Linked DNA regions of Homo sapiens: region 1 is linked to region 2. Evidence: chromatin contacts called from ENCODE Hi-C data. All regions are on one chromosome and are shown on one strand. Each heading gives the region's core, a stretch centred on a gene start or an enhancer-like site at or near the end of the contact. The rest is flanking DNA. Distances are from core to core; before and after follow the strand shown.

The links. Hi-C counts contacts between places; a loop is a spot of excess contacts on that map. Pooled maps may share reads with other maps.
Region 1: a loop to region 2 is called in a pooled map, with 2.7 times the contacts of the local background. The contact joins the enhancer-like site here to the promoter of LINC02788 in region 2. A Hi-C loop is called at or near these places in 4 of 37 single-sample maps with no recorded cell type and 6 of 50 pooled maps.

What each region holds. Positions count from the first base shown.
Region 1 is chr1:90,958,276-90,963,439 of GRCh38, reverse strand. The region is part of intron 2 of ZNF644 (zinc finger protein 644); the gene reads left to right. Among named protein-coding and RNA genes, the nearest start is that of ZNF644, 61 kb to the left of the region's middle. Within about 2 kb of position 3,664, at least 2 of the 41 ENCODE cell types and tissues checked have a DNase peak (open chromatin) inside an H3K27ac peak, as active enhancers do.
Region 2 is chr1:90,831,558-90,836,961 of GRCh38, reverse strand. LINC02788 (long intergenic non-protein coding RNA 2788) reads right to left here and starts at 1,299. Exons shown (of 4, transcript NR_186594.1): 1 at 1,043-1,299. The region is part of intron 1 of LINC02609 (long intergenic non-protein coding RNA 2609); the gene reads left to right. RefSeq lists an enhancer at 1,563-2,202.

The DNA of each region.
Region 1 (5,164 bases), core at 2,415-4,914, 120 kb before region 2:
GTTCAAATTTAGAAGATGACACATGAATTGTTTTCAAAATGGTTGTATCAATCACATCAAGTATATGAGGATTCCTGTTGCTCTGTATCCTCACTAACACTCGGTATTAATATCCCCTTTAATTTTAGTCTTCTGAAAGATGCATTTCCCTGATCCAAATGGAATTGAATACCCTTTCATAAATGTACTGGTTGTTTGGGTATCCATTTTTGCAACGTCTCTTCTCCTATCCTCACCACCTTAACAAAATTACTATTGAGCTTTCTAACTTACTGGTTTATAGGAACTATATGGTTTATACATACAGCCCTATTTTTCCTATTGGAGTTTCTGTACTTTTCCTTTTGTTTTTAGGAGTTTTTATATGCTCTAAATACAGACTCTTTGTTAGTTACATTTAAAAAATATATACATTCCACTTTGGCTTGACTTTCACCTTCTTAATATTATCTGTTAATGAAAGGAAGGTCTTAATTTTAGTATAGTTCATTTTATCATTGTTTGCTCTTATTGTTAATGCTGCTTGTGTCCCATTTAAGAAGTCTTTCCTTGCTCCAAGGACATGAAGATATTCTCTTAGGCTCAGAAACTATGCTTCTCTACTAGAGGCAGTTCCCTCCTCTCTAACCACACATCTCCCACCATCTGGGTGGGACATTTGGCAGTGTGAATACATGTTTAGTTTTTATAACTGAGTGAGTGGAGTACTCTGGTCATCTAGTGAGTTGGGCTAGTGGTGCTGCTAAATATCCTACAATGTACAGAATGCTAAGCATCCTACAATGCACAAAACAAACATCTAGCCAGGGTGTCACTAGTGGGTGAGGTTAAGAAACATTATCCTAGGATCTTTATTATTTTGCTTTCTACCATCTACCTAGAACTTACTATTATTATTTTGTATATTGTTTATTATGTATTTAGATCTACCTTCTATCTAGAACTGATTTTTGTATAATGTGTGAGGCATAGAATCACCTTTTCTTACATGTGAATGTATGTTTTATATGACATCATTTATTAAAAAGATCACTTCCCTACTGCTCTGTGGTATCAGCTTTGGCATAAATAAAGTGACCATATACATATGGGTCTGTTTATGGACTCTGTTTTTTTCCCCCATTGGTCTACTTTTGTCTATCTAAAGCACCAACACTATGGTGTTTTAATTACATGGCATAATAATAATAATAATAATGTCTTTATATCCACTAAGGCCTACCTTGTTCTTGTTTCATTGCTTTCCATAAATTTTTATTCATATCAGTTATATAAAATTGAATCTATTCATTGAGATACAGTTAACATCTTTATGATATTAGGTCTTATAGTTCATGAGTGGCAAATTATCCATTTATTTAGCTCACTCAGACTGAAATTCTTTCTTCTCAGGATCCCTTTGAACTTTTTAAAATAACTTTTATTTATATGATTATGTCAGGTTATTTGTTGCTTTTATCAAGATTGTTTCTCAGCCTTGGCACAATTGACATTTTGGGCCAGATAATTTTCTGTTCAGTGGACTATCTGGATGGAGACTATCTGTGCATCATAAGTTTTTACCTAGCCTCTATTCACTAGATGCCAGTAGTACTTACCCAGTGTGACAGCCAAAATGTCTCTAGACATTTCCAAGTGTATTGATTCCAGTTGAGAACAATATTTACTGCTTTTGAAATTAAACAAATTTTAAATGTTTATAAGTTTATTTTAATATAATAATATTCCATTACATGTTAACATAAATAACAGCATTTTGAGAAAAATATACATTCCAGAACAAAATTTAGTGAGAAGAGTACCATTGTTTTACATGTTTTAAAAATCTCTTTAATGTCTCACTTAATAGAAGACAGTTGGATTCTTATACTTGCTTCAGTTCAGATATCATACTTTATATAGCCTCTGGAAAACTCCATTGTACACTTGTGAGAGAATGGCAGTGAAAAGGCAAATAAGGTGTTAGTATTATTATGAAAATAGTTTTGTTTATTGAAGATCCTCTAATAAGGTCTTAGGGATGCCCCCTGGGCCCCACAACTCACACTTTTCAGACCTCATGTCCTAGAGATCACAGCATGCACCCTTGACCTAATTTAATCAAACTGTTAATAAATTAAGTAAATTAGATTAGATTGATAATTTGTTAATTTAATTGTTTTGTTTTTGCAGACAGTGCAAGAAACCTAAGACACTTTAATCCTATTCATTTCCTTCCATACTGTACCCCTTACTCAACTTATTTGCCACTATACTCTTGTGTTTTTAAATTCCATATATATTTTAGCCACCATGAAACGTCATCATCGTTTTGCTATATAGATTTACCTACATATTTACCACTTGTATCGCTTTTTATTCTTTCCTCCATCTTCATTTCTTCATCTGTGACCATTTTCTGTTTTTGAAGAACACTTTCTATTGTACCCTTTAGTGTAGGTCTGTAGTGAGAAATTCTCTTCATTTTTGTTGTCTGGTCATGTTCTGTATTTCACCCTCACTTTTGGATGATTCTTGTTTAGGATTCTGAGTTGGCAGTTATTTTCTTTTAATGAGGATGTTACTCCTTTGTTTTCTCTGCCTTCTGTTTCTGTTGAGAAATTGTTAGTCTTGTCAATGTCCTCCATCCAAAAAGACTAGCAAGAACACCTGTAGTTGAGCACATTTTTTACTTGTTGCAATGAGGGAGATCACACACTAAAGGGAGCTTTAGGGTGTCTTACTAAGAGGATATTAGAAGGAACCTATTACAGGATTTGGGCTTTGGTTGAGTAGTTTGGAGAGGGTCTAAGGAAGTGGAAATGTGTCCTAGATTGGGTGTCGTCAGGACATGGGACATTTTATGATTGGCTTTCTTTAAACAGAGGTAAAATTCACATTACATACGATTAACCATTTTTAGTGTACAATTCATTGGTATTTAGTGAACAGTAGTCCCTCTTTATCCATAGAGTGTACATTTGAAGACTGCCAGAGGATGTCTGAAACTGCAGGTCGTACCAAACCTTATTGCTGTCAGTCAGACACGTTTCTGTTCATGTCTTTCACCCATACATTTAATGCCTTTTCTGTTTTACCTAAGCTCTTAAAATGCACCACGTTCATAACTTTTGCAGCTTGAGGTGCAACAGGAAAACTTGCACAAATTTCTTTTTCCTTCTTACCAATTCAGCGAGTAGAAGATTTGTTCTTACGTAGATCTTAGCAACCTTAGCATTTTTTTTCTCTTCTTATTGAGAACTTTCACCTTTTTATGTAAAGGAAACGGCTTACAGCTTCTCTTTGACATATCTGAATTGCCAGTATCACTACTTTTGTGCTTTGGGACCATTATTAAGTGAAATAAAGGTTCTTGAACAAAAGTACTGCAATATCATGACAGTCAATCTGATAACCAAGATGATTACTAAGTGACTAATGGGTGGAGAACATATACACTGGACAAAGGGATTATTTATATCCCTCTGAGTGGGATGGTGCAAGATGTCATCAAGCTCCGTAGAATAGCAATTTAAAACCTGTAACTTGCTTATTTCTGAATTTTCCATTTAATATTTTTGGACTGTGGTTGACTTCAGGTAACTGAAACTGTGAAAAGTAAAACTGTAGATGAGGGACTACTGTATTTACACTGTTGTGCAACCACTAGCTCTCTAGTTTCTAAAGTGTTTCATCACCCCATAAAAACACTGCGTATTCATTACGTAATCACTTTCTATTTGCCCCCTTCCATCACCTGGTAAAGTAACCTTTACTTTCTGTCTCTATATATTTGCCTGTTCTGGATATTTCATATGAAAGAAACCATAGAATATGTGACTTTTTGTGTCTGGCTTCTTTTACTTGGCAAGTTGTAGCATGTGCTTCATTTCTTTATGTGGCTAAATAATATTCTATTGTATGGATATACCGCAATTTACATATTATTCCTTAATGAATATTTGAGTTATTTTTACTATTTCACTTTTATGAATACAGTGCTATAAACATATGTGTACAAGTTTTTCTGTGGACATGAGTTTACATTTCTCCTGGATGTATATCTAGGCATTGAATAGCTGGATCATATGGTAATCTAGCTCAACTCTTTTAGGAACTGCCAAACTTATTATCCATACTTATTATCCCACCAGCAGTGTATGAGGGTCTCTGTTTCTCTACATCAATGTCAGTAATTGTTAGTTTTGGTTTTTTCGTTTGTTTATTAAAGCTATTCTAATGGTTATGAAGTGGTATTATTGTAGTATTGATTTGCATTTCTTTAATGACCACGATGTTGAACGTCTTTTTATGGGCTTGGTCATTTATATATCTTTTTTTGAGAAATATCTGTTCACGTCCTTTGCTCATTTAAAAAATTAGGTTGTCTTTTTGTTGTTGAGTTTTTTATGTGTTCTGGATATTAATATATTTCAAATATATTCAATAATACCTGTTGATAAACAAAGGATTTTTATTTTGATAAAGTTCAATTTCTGTTTTTTGTTTGTTTTGTTTTTTGCTGTTCGTGCTTTTGATGTCAAAGAATCCATTGCCAAATCAAGAGTCATGAGGATCCAACCCATGCCTTCTGAGAGCTTTACAAATTTAGCTTTTATATTCAGATTGTTGGTCCATTTTGATTTAGTTTCTGTACCTGGTGTGAGACAGGCTTCCAACTTCATTCTTTTGCACGTGGTTATCCAGTTGTCCCAGTACCATTTGTTGAGAAGACTGTTCTTTTCCCCATTGAATGGTCTTGGCACTTTGTTGGAAATGAATTGGCCATAGACGATTGGGCTTATTTCTGGACTCTTAAATCTATTCCATTGATCTGTATGTCTACCCTGCTTCTACTGCCACATTGATTACTATAGTTTTGTAATCAGTGTTCTGAAATCAGGGAGTGTGAGTACTCCTTCTTTTTCTTTCTCGGTACTGTTTTTGTTGTTCAGGGACTCGTTCAGTTCCATATGAGTTTGAGGATAAGCTTTTACAATCCTGCAAAAAGGCCTTTAGAATTTTGATAGGGATAGAGTTGAATCTGGGATCACTTTGGGGGAATTTTGCCATCTTAACAATACTAAGTCTTGAAATCCATGAACATAGATGTGTTTCCATTTAATTAAGCCTTTAAGTTTTTCTAGCAATGTTTTGTAGTTTTTAGCGCACAAGTCTTTTACTT
Region 2 (5,404 bases), core at 50-2,549:
AAATGCCACCTGGATCTTTAAAATGCCAAGGTGTTCAAAGTTATCAGAAAATTTAAAATTGGGGGGGGGGGGTTGAAGTATTTTTGTTGTTGTTGTTATTGTTCTCCCTCGCACTAAACAGCATAGAAGTAATAGTTTCCGTCACTTCAGGCTTCTATTGGGGGATTTTCATCTTGTTCCAGAAGGAAGTAGCAGGAAAGCAACTTGTATAGGTAACAGCCTCAGTCTAAAGGGCATTATTTCCAGGCAGAATTTCTATAGTTACCCTTGTCTGGGAACACTGTTAAGGGATATGTTTTAATTTTAGGTCAGAACAACTGGGTTAAGCATTATGTAAGATCTGGAGAAAACACTGATGAGGGAAGGTGGAGGAGAAAGCAAGCAACATTAGTTTACTGCGCGGCCAAAGGACTACTCCAGGCACCAGTGAGGAAGGGTAATTTAGATTTCTAGTGGGCACCCTGCCGGCCCATTTCATAACAATCAGGGGGCCTGGAGTGGGGGGGCTTGCGGGTAGTTGATATCAAATCCCGGTCTCTCTCACTTCCGCTCAATCGGCTTTTGGCCAAAGACGAGTATCTTCTTCCTGGACTGCCTTCTCCCACCCCAACCCAGACACCAAGGGGACGCGACAGCGGTTTTGGGACGCTGGCTGATCATCTGAGAGGAGGCGATCCCGGCCCCGCTGGGCGTTCAGGATCCCGATCTGGATGCCGTCCACCCCGCCCCGCCGGGGGCTGGGGCGAAAGCGGAACAAGTCGGCGGGGCTGGTTGGGCCGCGACCTCCGGGGCACGTGGCCGCAGACAGTGCCCGTGCCGGGGCGGGGAGGCGAGTTCTCCCTGCGGCCGCGGACCCTGGATGGTGGCGTCGCCCGAAGACGCGCCTCACCGGCCTGGGTGGGGTTGCCTTTTGCCCTCGAGGCTGGCCTAAGCGCTGGGGGGCCGCTGGCTAACCCTGAGGTAGATACTCGGGAAATGGGTGGAATAGGGAAAGGGACTCAGCCCTTCCGCCCTTTTCCCCAGTCGAGGCCCGCGTCACTGCCCTGTGGGTGCAGACGCCTCCAGTGTCACTCCCCTGGATTTCGCTTGGGCAGAAGAAGAGATTGTAGGCCGGACCCCAACGCCGAAGCCCTGAGGTGAGAGGGGACGGGGAGTCTCCGCTGCGACTGGCGGCCCCTCCCTCAGGCACCTTCTCCTAACATTTCTGACTAAACGCCCCCAGGGGCGAAAACCGCTCCTCCTCCCCAGTTCCTGCGCTCGGTGGCCTGGGGCTCGGGGTTTGGGGGTTGCTCCTCGTCTGCCTCGAGGCCACTCGCTCGCGCTCGAGGGTCCTCTCCCGGCCAGCCCCGTGGGCTCGCCCCTCTCAGCCTCCTGCTGGACGTTGTCTGAGCTCCTCGCGGGCGCCGCTTGAAAGTGGGCCCAACCCGTGGGGGCGCCGGGCTGGTCTAGGCTCTGCCCTGGGGCTTCTGCGGCCTGGAGCTGAGGAGCCGGGGCCTTCGCGCCTCTCGGCGCCGGCTCCTCGCGTTGCTCGAAAGCCCGTCTGAGTAATAGTCAACTGTTTTTGTCACTTTCTTAAGATGCATCATCCCTGGTCTCTCTTGTTTCATTACGAAAAATCCCAGAGAAACCACCCGGCAGGATCAATCAGACGCAGGCAGCCAGACAGTTTTCTTGTACTTTATTAAAGTGTAATCAAACATCGGTTAAGTGGAAAATAAATATCCAGATCTAATAAGCTGCTCAGTCAGATCGTGTAAATGCAAATTACAAGCTGGTTCCCATCTTCCCGCCAGGGGATTGAACAAGCCACAGCAATTGCTTCATCCACTGCGATTGTAAATCAACTAAAATAATGGCTGGATAATGACCAGTTTGCGGTTTCAAGCAGATTGAATGATAACAAACTGCGTGTGTCGCACCAGCTTTTCATTTAGCATCTCATCATGGAGCGAGCAGCCCGCCTAACAGCTTGGCTCCCTCATTAGGTTGTTGTCTGCAGCTTGTAAATTCACACTGCAGCCAGCAGATTACCTGACAAACTTCTTGATAGGAAAAGCTAGACAATTCAATCCGGCCCATCAATCCCTCCCTGCGAAGGCAGGCACATTGATCTATTGCTGAGCGCTGCGGCGAATTGATAACAATATGATGCCTCCTAATGTGGTGGAGGAAATATGTACGCATGTATACATGCAGAAATATATAGGGAAGCACACTCATGGGTACGCACGCGAACAAGAGCCGTGTGTGCAGGAGAGAGGGGTGCGCCACAGACACGCCGCCCACCGCAGCCCCAGCCTCTCGCGTGGGGCCTCTGCCCGCACACACGCAGCCAGGCACTGTAAGCATCTTCACTTTTTGTTTTTTGCTGATGTTGATTTAGTTGCTAATTGGTGACAGAAATTGTCAAATAGGTGGCAGATAGCGACTGCGGAAACTTCCGTTGAAGGAGGTGAGAAAATCCTTTCAAAGATGAACTGCCGCCTGAAAAGGGATGGCTCACTAAATTTCTCCCAGATATTTATTGCTCGTATTAAAAAGATAAATCAGAAAAGAGGAGCGAAGGCATAAACCAGGTATTACAAATGCCATCTACTCTTTATTTAGAACATAGATCACGGTGTTTGTTTGTGGAATCTGTTTGCTTCTAGGATGTAATTTAACATACTAACACTCAACCTATTTAAACAGAAAGACAGATAAAGGCTTACTGGGGATCTCTGGGGGCGGCTGCACAACCCTGCTTTGACTTCGCCTTTCCTCAGGAGCATAAAATGAACAGTAATTAGGCTTTGATACTCTGGCAAATGAACAGTAATTAGAATCTGCTACCTCAAGTCCTTAACTCCACTCCTCATAGAATATTCACACCATTATTGAACATTTAGATTAGGCAGCTTCTATTCCCACAAACGTGGCTTGCCACAGCCCACAGATGGCCCAGGGAAAGAAGAGAGACGATTCGCCAGAGCCTTTGGACCCACAGAGGGGATTTTCTGGTTATTAGAACCCTACTAGATCAGGGCCAATTATAAAGAAAACTGTCAGTCAAGAGAAAATTGCTACATGATTAGTGAAAAGGACAAAAATCAGGTGAAAAGTGTGAATCATTCAGGCAGCTTTGATTTGCTAATCAGGGGAAGGAAAAGAACAGGAAAGTCCCCAGCTGTATCCCTGGTTTACTCTTTTCATTTTATCATGACCTTCTTAGCAGTTACTGATATAATCTCTGCGAAAAAAGAAACAAGCAACCCTCATAAGCACAGAGACCCAGCTCCCAGTGAGCAGGGGAGGTCATGCAGTGTAAATGAGATGAGGAGACCCCGATAACAATGACGGGAGCATGAATAATCAAGGCTTGGGTCTCTGTAGTTACAAGGGCAGGAGATTCCTAATTATGTTAATAGTTTTTAATAGACTAATTCCCACTGAAAAGCCTTTGTGGAGAGACACTGCCTTCTCTGGAGAGAACCATGTTAAGGAACAGCAGGAATGATGTTTATTTTTTTAACCACATTTCTGGGGGAAGCTTCTGGATGGCTTTCTGGTGGAGTATGACATTGAAGGGTGTGGTGGACCCCTTTGTCAGGGCTGGCTGGGCCTGTAGTTTTCCGTCTAGAGAAAAGACAGGTAGCACCAGAGAAGTATATAATGAAGATCAGAGACTAGAGATTGTGACAGCTCTGGCAGCTGATGTATTGGGTCCATGCTAATTTTAGACAGAGGCATTGATGGATCCCAAAATCTTGACCACACATCCCATTAGCCTCTGTCTATGACAGTGGGAGAAAGATATTAAAAAACAGTACAAGTGCCAAAAAAAAAAGCTGACTGAAAGGTGCGGAGCAGTCAAAAAGCCTCAATAAAATCTGAAATAGCTTCAAAAAATATTTCCCTGATATCTTACTATTAAGTTAACCTTGTGGCAGGAAAGTAGGAAGCTAGCTTTTTATTTTTTTCAGACATTTGAAGCATAGGAAGCAGTTCTAAAAGAATTCATTCCATTTAGCAGATTTACAGATGGAGAGGTATAACTTTAGTAGGGCTTCAGATTTTGTGTCGATTAATTATTCCCTGAAGCCCCTGAAACTACAAAGAGCTGTAACATTTTCATACAATCCCAGGGAAATGCTGCAGAAAGCTTTTGTTTGTAGTTGGTTGTTGGCACAGAGATCCCCATCTCTTGCTGAGCTCCTCAGTCCCTTGCTTCTCGACTGTGTGTCTGATTGAAATTGGGTGCTGGCATCACCCGGGTCCAAAAGAACTTTGGAAATTATTTTGATTATTCAAAAGAGCAAGCTGGAAGGAAATTTCGGCATTGGCATTAGAGAAAGGGTCCCTTTCTTTTTAAGCTAGAGAGCATGAGATATTTGGTGGTTGCTCTGGAAAGTCTCAGAATGCGCACCCTCTCTCTCTGCATCCCCCTAACACTCCTAATCCCGCATCCTCAGAACCCACCAATAATGAAGAACCCAAGTGTATCTTTTTTATGACTCTTTCGTCTTATTGTGCGGATCAGGCTAAAATTTTTGACACATTGCCTAAAATATAAATGATCTCCTCTTTGGACAAATAGGAAAGCTGGTTGGAAGTAGCTCAGTTCCAGTCAAAACGGTATCCTCAGTTTAAAGTTGACAAATAATGCTGCATGAAGCTTAGAAACTGAGAGGTTACCTTGACAGACAAGGAGCACAATTATCACAATATGATGAAAGAGCTTCCATGAGTATGTATTGCACCGTTAATTACTGTCCTTTTTCTACAGGCTTCTAATGTGAGGAAAAACACGGAATGACAAGTGTGGGAAAGAGCAAGCACTAAATTACTGTCAGAAAAATAAACGGAGTAGCACAGTGCTGCTCGGTGATTTACGGGGGCAATTAGTCACCACCCCACGGCGCTGCTGAGGACAGCACGGCAGCAGACAAGTCAGGCCCATGAGGAAGAAGAGGCTTTGCACTGCTCTCCAGACAACTTTTCAAACAACAAGAGAGGATATTTGAGCACATTAGGTTTTGTGTCTTCATTCTGGGTACCTACTCTTCATATTATTCTACCAACTTAATACATAAACATATTTTTAGCACAATATGAACCTGTTCTATGTGTGTTTAAAAGCCTCCAGCAGCAACTTTTTTCTCTCCCACTGTCCAAAGTTGGGTTTTCCCCATCCCTTAAAAAACAAAACAAAAAAACCTTTCTTCACTCCAAATTGTCCCCCTGGTGTGTGGTTTTGGTCTTTCTCATTACTTCTTGCATCTTGCTACATGTTCTGCATTTGCTCAGAGCCACTGGGTGCTAAGGAATTTGGTCTGCTGCTCCTCTGGGAAAGTTTGGTAAGCTGGTACAAGGAGGTGATGAACAAGGCTAAATGAAAATCATACATAAACTTCCCAATATTTGT